2 separate regions of the Homo sapiens genome follow, and region 1 is linked to region 2. The links are chromatin loops, found by intact Hi-C in ENCODE. Cell type or tissue: dorsolateral prefrontal cortex. All regions are shown on one strand.

Region 1 (5,000 bases), 83 kb after region 2:
TGGCAGAAGTGACACATGTGATCCCAGGGGTTGGTATAACTGAGAAGAAAGCAAGAATAAGTCACTAGACAGGATGCAAACCACTATATTTCCCAATAGCAGGCAAATTCTGACATTAGCAACAATAATAAGGGTGATTTGTCATTCTCAGTGTTAAGTAGTGGGAACCTGTGAGCACCTGAGCCATTTTCTCAAAAGTAAAGAGAACACAAACTAATGACAATTAAAAAGAAAATGAAATGAAGCTAGGCCTGGGCAGGTTATAATAATTTCCCTGCTTACTAATGTGACCCAGACACAAAGTCTTGCACTATAGAACTGTAGTGTTATTAAGAAGAAGGAAGTATTCAATCTTTCTAAACCTCTACTAAAGTGTCTTTTCCATGACAGATAATTTGTCTGTATTCTAGTTCAAAACACCTGTGTAAAGCAGTCTGGTAATCAGTAGACTGAAAATTAGACCCACCTTCCATGATGATTACATTTGATGAAGCAGAACATGGGAATAGTGCTCAAATGCACAAAATATTAATCTACAGACATACAAAATCAACCTAGCAAATGCCAAGAGAATATGTTTTTCTTTTAGCTGTTTATTTAGTGCATATAAATGACAACTACTGATTTTGTCTTCAAACATATGCAAAATAAGGTATCTATCTGAATTTTAAAATTACACAATAACTTTACTGTAGGATACATGATTAGGTCATTTTGATACTGTTTTTTTGCCCACTTATGTATTTCACACATACTTGTTTCTCTTATTGTCCTTTAGAATGCAAAATAGACCCAGACATCACCTATGTTCAGACAAAACTCCAGGGACACAAGGAAATTCTTGTTCCCACCTAAGCTGTCATTTCACAATCCTTCTTGCATGGTAAAAACCTAAGGAAACTGTGGGTCTCACAGGTGCTATGGTAGGAGCAAACAGTGCATTTTAGTTAAGGGATCAAGTTGCAAAATGCAGGCTACAGTCAGAGGCCTATTCATTGGAATAACTGCTCCAGCATGGAACAAATTACAAATTCTGGTTAAGAGAAGCAAGTACTCTCCCTTCTGAGATAAAGGAAGTTACAGGTAAGTCATTTTGTAAGTGGAACAGTAGTGTTTCCAAAAGTGTATGGGTGAAAAAGCAAAATGAGTGTTTTACTCTCAGATTAAATTTAAAATACAAGAAGTCTGATCGATAAGGCTTTAGTGCATTACAGTTTCTGCTCTGAAAAGCTGTGAGTATCATAGTCTGCACCTCGGGGCTTGTTCTGACCAGGCAGTTTGTAAACCACTTGGAAAAAGGCAGAAGTTGCCACTAAGCATGTAGCTGCTGAGTAGTTGCATTAATTGTTGACATTTCAGCACGGAGGCTGCTGCCCCCAGCTCAGCACTGCCTACATGCCAGGTGAACGCCTGCTAACCCTCCTCCTCCTTGTATTTCTTTCCATTGAACATGGGCTATTGAATGTTGGTCTCTTGCCAACTGCCTTTAGGTGAGATTTGGGAAAAATTGCCAAAGAAACAAGAACAGCTGCCTTCATATCATTTTCTTTGTACAGCTACTTCCCAGGGAGCTGCTTGGGATCTACATGTGTCCATTTATTGGATTTAAACAAATCAGCACAAGGCAAGGGACGAGTCGCACAAAGCATATGCTATTTCTCCCCACCCCGGTTTCAGCTAACAGTGGGAACCTTGCCCCTGAGGGTACTGACAAGGGCATCAGCTGCTATCAGTCTGGAAGCATGAGCTACTCAGAGCCTTACCTGTTTCTTTGTCCTGGACTTCTTCCAGGTGCAAGTCATTCAAAAGGTGCTCCAAAATCTTCTCCGGGGTCCCGGACACCACCACATATCTGTCAGAGAGCAGAGAGTCCACTGAGTCATCCTCGGTGGAAGACTGCGAGCGGCTGCTCCATTCATCGTCCTCATCCTCCTCGTCGATGTATTTGAAATAAGGCACATCGAAGGTAGGCAAGGGCAGCTCTCGGTCTGAGAGCGCCGCGGCGGAATCTTTCCTCTCCAAATGAGGGTCAAAGACCCTCAGCCGGGAGCTGCCCATTGTGAACGGTTACTAACAAAGGCATCCCCTAAATGCTAAAAGATCTTGCCATCCCTGTCCTTTCACTGGGAACTGAGTCCATCTGGCTGCTAAGAGCTCTGCAGTCAGCTAGAACGCTGGAGAGGCGGAGAGAAAAGAGAGGGAGGGAGGGTAGAGGAGGCAGAGAGCGAGTGAGATGGAGCAAGGGAAGGGAAGGCAGGCAGGGAAAAGGAAACGGGAGCGCGTGCCTCTGTGGCTGCAGGGAAACTCTCACCTCCAATGGCTCTCCGCACTCCCAGCTGTGGGGGCTGGGCCACAGCACTGCACTTTCTTCAGCACCAGGACGCTCTGGTCTTGCTCTTTAACCTGAACAGTCGTCACTTCATCATCTTGCTTTAATTGTGGACAGGGATGATGGATGAGAGAAGGAAAAAGAGAGAGAAAATTAAAAGTGGGGGGAAAATGGAGCTAACTCAAGCTGTATTTTCTAGAGTTGCTTTACAGTATCATCTCTTCAAAGATTGAGAATAAATTAGGAGTCTGGTCAAAAATCTCCCTCTAATATTAAAGTATCCAGGCTCAAGTGCTATGAAAACTTAAAACATTAGACAGACATAAATACTTTAAAGGAAATAGAAAACAAAGTGGAGGTGGAATTCAGAGTTTATTTTTAAAACTACCTAAACAATTTAGGGACTACAAAGTTCAAAGTTTCAAAAAGCACAACATACTAATTGCATGTATACTATATTCTCTTTTACCTGGTAGATGTTTATTAAACACTCTATTAAAGTTGAATCATACAAAATATACATTATTGAAACATTAAGACAATGAGTAAGCCCTATTCAGTAGTTGCAATCAATACATATATTCATTTACTTTACACCCTTACTTTAAAAGGCGGCAAGAAAAAAAAAACTACCCACTCCATCATTCAATTCAATTTTTTTTTCAGACTTGAGATGGCCTTCAAATTTATAATGTACTAGTTTTGCCAGAATATAAGCAAAAATGGATCTCTAGTTAGAATCTCATCTAGGCTGAAATTCGGATGCCATGGATGACTGCACAGACTTTCTTCACCTCAGTCCCTTTTTAAAAAGGAGAGATGGCTGAACACACAGATTCATTTCTGCACACACAGCTTCCACAGCCCAGAGTGAGTGTGGCCCGCTGACGTGGCTCTGTCACAGAGGACAGCTTGCTGCTGACCCAGCAGGGTGGCCTCCAACTCGGAGCCATGAACACTTCCAGAGTGTTTAGTGTGAAATTCTCCTGATGTGCAATACCCAGTAAGCGTACGGTAGCCCGGGAGAAAGGAACTATAAGATGCATGTCCGAAAATCTAGCTTCCCTATTTCTGAGGATTGGAGCAAAAGATTAAAGGAAGAAAAGTTGACAGTAAGTAGGTTTCACCTTAAAGATGATGTCACCTCTTTAAAAAAGGCACTATGTGCTTAGGGCTCCTAGCACGTTTCCCCTACTTACAGAAAATCCTACCTACCTACGGTCAGGTACAAACATGAAAGAGGATATCCCCACCCCCAACAGAGAAAAAAATATCCATTGTGCCTTATTAATTGGTTCTACAGGCTAATCAGGGATGTCAATGTATTTGATTCACCTTTCATAAGAAGAGGAAGGCACTAATCTTGCCCTAATTGCCAGCCAAATCACTGATAACAATTGTGACTTTACCTCCTGGTATTCTGATTCCTAAGAAAATGCAATAAGCTAATAATTTAAGTCCTCCAGGATTTTCTTAAAAACGAAAAATATTTGTCATTCTAAACAGCAATATAATTTTATGATCATTCTTTTTTAATCTTTTAGTGGTAAATAATTTCACTATGTAAAACCGATGTATTACATTTCAGCAAGGTCAGACGCGTGCAGTTACTGTGGCAATTAATGCTGGATATTCATTGTGAAACTCCCTGAGGACGACAGTGGGACTCCCGTAACATGAATACCAATGTGTAATTGCTATCTTTCATTTCTCCAAAGGGGTTCCTTTGTTATCTATGTGGCTGAAGTGAAATAAGGTGGCTGGAGAGAAGTGCATATATTGACCAAAAAAACCCCCCAAAAAACGAAAAACAAAAAACAAAAAAACAAAAAGGCAGAATGAGGGTCTGGGATGCTGAGACACACAGAACAAACAAATAATTCTGTTCTCTGAAAGGACAAAAATCTTTCCCTGGTTTCCTTTAATCATGCGCCAATACTCATTTTATATGAGCTTGCTGTCATTCTGAAGTACGTTTTACATTCTATGTGCATGTGATATATGGCATTATTAACTTCCACAGGCCATGCACATACATATGGATGGGAAGGGCTTCTCTAATGCCTGTGTAACTAATATGTATTACATGGCTGTGCACACAGCAGCCACACTCTGCCAGGCAGGGGAAGAGCTGAATCATATTGATGTACTATCAATAGCATCTATGTCATTGTGATAGTTTTCCATTTTGAAGACCTATTAAAAATAAAGAAGAGAAAAAGCAGAAAAATTAATGTACAAAGGGAAATATGTTATCTAAAATTGCCATAAAAATGTAATAATCCTACGAATTACATCTGGCTCTCAAGAAGGAAAGGTAAATTAATGTTTCCTGACCCCTGCATGCTTAACTAATTTCTCATCCTGAGAAGGAACAGAAGTACCATAGTTGAGGTTCTGGGTATGAAATTTTATTCTTGTGCTTGATTGGTTAAGATTAAAAGTATTAAGAGAATTAATAACAGAAAATATATTCAATGACAAATAGTTCATGAAATGCAGGTAAAGTATTAAAACACTTAATTGACATTCATTCAACAAATAGTGAGGGCTTGCTCCCTTTGCGTAAGGCACTGTTCTGGACACCAAGCGGCAAGTGAAAATGAGTGAGGCAAGTACCCTGCTCTTAACTGACAAGTTAATAGGCTCCATGACAACATAAGTATAACTG
Region 2 (5,000 bases):
TGGAAAACATGGGTTCCTCTAGCGCCACTGGCAGCTCCCAGCATCTTGACCCTGACCTTTTCAGCAGCGTGTGGCCACACACTCTACCCAGGCCAAAGAACGAAAGGGCCCCAGGGCACACACTGGGGCCAAGAAAAGGAATCGAATGGTGGAATGTTGCTGACTTTTCCTTCTGGATCTGCCTTTGAGACTCTTGCATGGGAAAAAAGGGTGAAGAAGGGGCAGAAGCAAAGCTTAGTCTTTGTCTGATTCAGTCTTTGCACTCCCCCTGCCCCCTCCTCTGGCAGGCCATGGAGGCCACACCTGGCACACCTGGGCATGTTCCAGATGCTTATAAAGGTCCAGGGAAGCAGGGCTGCTCAGTCATTGTGAGGATCTGGGAAATTCTCAGTCCTCATGGGTTCTGTGAGCAGCCAAGGTGATCAGCCCTGACAGGATGGTCAGGATGGCAGTGAAGAGGCTTGATTGATTGACAGGTGAGCAGACGATGGGACTCTCGGCAGCCCTAATCAGCGAGAGAGTTGCTTCTGAGCACAGCTCAGCTAATGTCCCACGCTGTTCCGGAGCCTCAAGGAAGAATGGGCTGACGGTGGTCCCAGGCCTCCTAGACCAAGTGCAGCTGGCGCAGACCTCTGGCGTGGTTGACTCGGAACCCGTTCTGGGAACGTGAACTTGGATTCACCTTAGCAATAAGTGCTCAGGAATGTGTTGGAATTGCTGCCAGCTCCTGGGACAGGCAGACCCCAGAACACTGGAAGAGATCTGAAGCCCTGGCACCCCTACCAGCCCCATGGGCTCCACATTCAATCAAGCAGGTCATCGGTTATCTCTACCTTCACATGGCCTGGAAGCCCAGCAGGCAGGGTTTGCTCTGTGATATGACAATGCTGCTGAGTCTCCTGTCACTCACCGCAGCACCTCTGCGTAGTAAACGGCGTCTTTCCTGGGTCTATGACAGTTACCATAGCTCTTCCAGGACCACAGAAGTACCTACCTTGTTCTGGTTTTGTGATCAACACTGATACATAAATGTAAAGAAGGCAACCGGTGCTTGAGGGGACATCTAGTGTATTGGGAGGTGAGGAGCAGGCCAACTAGTTCAGAGGCTCTGACTTGGTTGGAGAGGGGTAAACCCAGGTGTTACGAGGGTGCTTGGTTGGGGGGAATCTGGTGTAGGCTAGAGGGGCCAGTGCAGGTTTCCTGGGGGTGCTGAGACCTGGGGCATGAAGAAGAGTTACTTATGTGAGGAGGAGAGAGGAGCTCCAGGCCAGAAAGTCCACATCCACTACACCAGAAGCTCCACCCGTTCCGGAACCACACTCCCTGGACTGGCTCTGGAATGTACACCCATGTTTAGCACAGCGCCTCCTAGTGTTCCCAAGTCCCCACTCGCTACTTGGCTGTTGAACAAATAAGCTCAAAGGTCTGGAGGTGAGTGCCTGAACGTTTTAGCTGGGCTGGAGTGGACCTGAGGAATGTGTCCCCTGGGGTGTGGGGCAGGAACAGGGAGCAGAAGCCAGAGGTGAGGCTGGGGAAGGACAGTGGCTGGGAAGTTGCTTTTGGGCACTTGCACTTTCTCCTGAGGGCCAGCGGTCGGAGTGGGGGAAGACTGGAGACCTGCTTCTCCATCCTTTCCCTGCCCTCACTTTCTTCATTTTCTTAGGAGCCAACAGACCTGTGCAAACCTCAGCTTTCCCCAGTTCAGCTCCTTTTCCATCTTCTTGATTTCTGTATTTTTAAAAAAACAAGGCTGCATTATATTGTAGGAGAACAATAACCCACTGGACCACATCCTGGTAAGGAAGAGCTGCAAAGCCATGGCCTCATCACTGTAGACATAAGCTTCCAACAGTGCCCCATTGTGGCATTTGATTTAACTCAGCCCTTCAAAAACATGCATTTCTGACTTAAATTCTGCACACCATCACCATATCCCCAGCAGATGTCGCTAACGTCTCACATTTTGGTCATGCCAGCAGCACGCATCTCAGGCAACAAATATTTATTAAGCAGCGAATGTGCATTGTGCACCAGGCTGAGCACTTTGTAGATAAAAATTCCTGGGGCATGACCCAGGACATGAAGAAAAGTTACTTAAGTGAGGAGGAGAGAAGAGATCCAGATCATTTTTTGATGACAAAAGAAGGTAACATAAAAAAATAATGGACTGTCTGAAAAGTTCTTTCCCATTGAGGTACAAGTTTGTTTCTGGCTATGCAATGTGAAATTGGAACTGAATGTCTGGGACCACCTCGAAGCTTGTTTCAAAGGCCTATTACTACGTGTCTTTTAGACAGATTTTATTTCAGCTTGCCTAATTGAAGCCTCTGGAATCTCTAATGACAGAAGTGTAATTCATATTTCTACATTTCTTCTGGAAAGGAAGGCCCGAATGAGAAGGCAGCACTAAACAAACCGTGAAGTCAAAGTTGAAGTATGGTTGCTAGGGGAAGAGTGTCGAGAGCCCCATGAGGTGGTTGCCCTCTGAGATGGCTTGTTGCCCAAGTGGGTGGTGTCTATTTGGTTGGACTTGAAGAGGTTCTGTGCATCGAAGTTGCTCCACATGGCTGTGCTGACAATGCTTGGAGCTTGGACCTGGAGGTTTGAAGCATCATTATTGAGCAAGTATTCATCCAGCACAACACCCCAGCTCATAGAATGGCTTTGACTGGTGAAATCCCAGATGTGGATGATGTAGAAAGTCCCCTAAATCAAGCACACAAGTCAGACTTGGTACAAAGAGATTATTGTTAGTTCCAATCCATGTCTATCTAGTGGACATCTCAAACCAAATATGTCCCGAACTGAGTTCCTGCTATTCTCCTTCAAACCTGCCATCTCCAAGGTCTTTTTCATTGCAATTAGTTGCAATTCCATGATTTCAGCTGGTCAAACCAAAAATCTTGTGGTTAACTCTTAACTTTCTCTTTCTCCATATCTAATTTATCAGCAAACCATATCAGATGTATCTTCCTAAATATATCCAGAATGACTCTATGTCATATCACCCCATGCCACCACCTGGTGGAAGTCACCATGGTATTTGCTTGTATTATTGCAATAAGCTCACGGATTTCCCTACTTCCACCTTTGCCCCTATTTGGTCTGAAATTCAGTAGCCAGAGTGGTCATGTCCTTCTCTGCTTAAAATCTTCCAGTGGTTTCTCATCTGACTTAAGGTAAACATCAAGGCTCCATGTGATCTGGCCCCAGTTATCTCTGACCTCCTCTGCTTCTCTTCCTTTCCTGACTGGCTCCAGCTGCACCAGGATCCTCGCTGGTTGCTGAACTCCAAGGGGCACACTCGACACCTTTGCACTTGATGTTCCCTCTGCCCAGAATGCTTTTCCCCCAGGGATTTGCATGGGTGGGTCCCTCACTTCCTTCAGGTCTTCCCAGCAAAGCTACATGAGTTTCTCGGGGCTACTGTAACAAAATACCACAGGCTGGGTGGCTCAAACAACAGAAATGTATTGCTTCACAGTTTTGAAGGCTGAAAGTCTGAGATCAAGGTGCTCGCAGGGTCTGTTGCTTTTGAGGGCTGTGAAGGAAAGGTCTGCTCCAGGTACTCCCCTCCATCCCCCACCCCCAGCATGAGTGGCCACCTTCATGCTCACATGGGTGTTCTCCCTGCCTGTGTCTGTCTCCAAATTTCCCTGTTAGGAGAACACCAGTGACATTGGATTCAGGCTCACCCTAAAACCTCATTTTCAGTTGATTACCTCTGTGAAGACCCTATCTCAAAAAAGGTAATATTCTGAGGTATCAGAGATTAGGACTTTAAATATTAAATTCTAGGGAGACACATGTAAACTCATAACAAAGAACTTCCCTAGGTACCCTACTTAAGATCCCACCCAGTTAGGGAGCCTGGCACTCCCTAATGCCCTTCCCTGCCTTAGCTTTTTTGCTCTTGAGAACCTTATTACCATCTAATGTGTCTGCTACATGTTACTTACCTGTTCTGTTTATGGCCTTTTTCCTTGGATCAAAGGTCCATGAAGAAGAGGTCTTTGCCAGGCGCAGTGGCTCACGCTTGTAATCCCAGCACTTCGGGAGGCCGAGGTGGGCAGATCACGAGGTCAGGAGTTTGAGACCAGCCTGGCCAAGAGACCAGTCTGGCCAATATGGTGAAACTCCATCTCTACTCAAAATACAAAAATTAGCCAGGCATGGTGGCAGGTGCCTGTAGTTCCAGCTGCTCGGGGGGCTGAGGCAGAAGAATTGCTTGAACCCAGGAGGCGGAGGTTGCAGTGAGCCAAGATGGCGCCATTGCACTCCAGCCTGAGCCACAGAGTGAGACTCTGACTCAAAAAAAAAAAAAAAAAAAGTAGGGGGGGTCTTTGTTCATAGTTGTTTTTCCATCACCTAGAATAGTACCTGGCATACAGTAGATGATCAGTACATAGGATAGAAGATGGAGCTGATGAGGGCCACTGTAGACTAATGTGAATGAGCTAATATTACCAGGTAGAGAGAGGTGGGTGAGGGGGTCAGCTATTGGTTGATTTAAGGAAGAAAAACACCATGCAAGTATAACATGGGGCCCAGGGTGAACCATCCCTTTTTTGGCCTCTCCTGCTTTTACAATGGGGACTTCATCTCAACCCAGGCCTCAGAGTGCAGGCTCTGCCCTTTAGCTTGCAGACTGCGTTCTAAATGAAAGCAGAGATTTCCTCCAAGCACAGAGCACACCACAGAGCACAGTGAACAGCCTGCTGTTTTCAGGCCCTTGTCAGAAATGATGACGCTTGCATGTGGCAAACCAGCAGCTCAAGGTTTGGAAGGGGAGCTGCTGTTCAGGGATTCCTGGCCTGGAGTCCCTGCAGAGGGCCAGCAGGGAAAGGAATGGGGTGGCATCTAGCAAGAGCGCTTTGCCCAGTCCTCAGAGAAGTTGTGGCCCAAGGTCTAGTCAGCATTTTTGCCTCCAAACACAGGAATAATAATAGCATGAATACTAACAGGAGTATTATCCCAACTTGGCAAGCTATAGGAAGATA

Evidence for each region. Hi-C counts contacts between places; a loop is a spot of excess contacts. Peaks named below come from ENCODE experiments on the same cell type or tissue, not always from the same donor. Only the 100,000 strongest peaks of a DNase experiment are listed, where the experiment ranks them.
Region 1: it touches region 2 in a loop (3-fold over the local background); 3 of 110 quality-filtered maps call a loop at or near these places.

Annotation. Positions count from the first base shown.
Region 1 is chr7:22,191,604-22,196,603 of GRCh38, forward strand. It overlaps RAPGEF5 (Rap guanine nucleotide exchange factor 5), which reads right to left. Exons shown (of 26, transcript NM_012294.5): 10 at 2,312-2,430; 11 at 1,764-1,852. Among named protein-coding and RNA genes, the nearest start is that of RAPGEF5, 160 kb to the right of the region's middle. In dorsolateral prefrontal cortex, no CTCF peak of the experiment used is centred here; DNase peaks (open chromatin) are centred at 2,238 and 3,238; H3K4me3 peaks cover 4,401 bases; H3K27ac peaks cover 5,000 bases.
Region 2 is chr7:22,108,524-22,113,523 of GRCh38, forward strand. No RefSeq gene overlaps it. Among named protein-coding and RNA genes, the nearest start is that of CDCA7L, 170 kb to the left of the region's middle. In dorsolateral prefrontal cortex, CTCF peaks have their summits at 1,932 (motif pointing right) and 2,133; DNase peaks (open chromatin) are centred at 1,368, 1,938, 2,547 and 4,733; H3K4me3 peaks cover 1,143 bases; H3K27ac peaks cover 5,000 bases.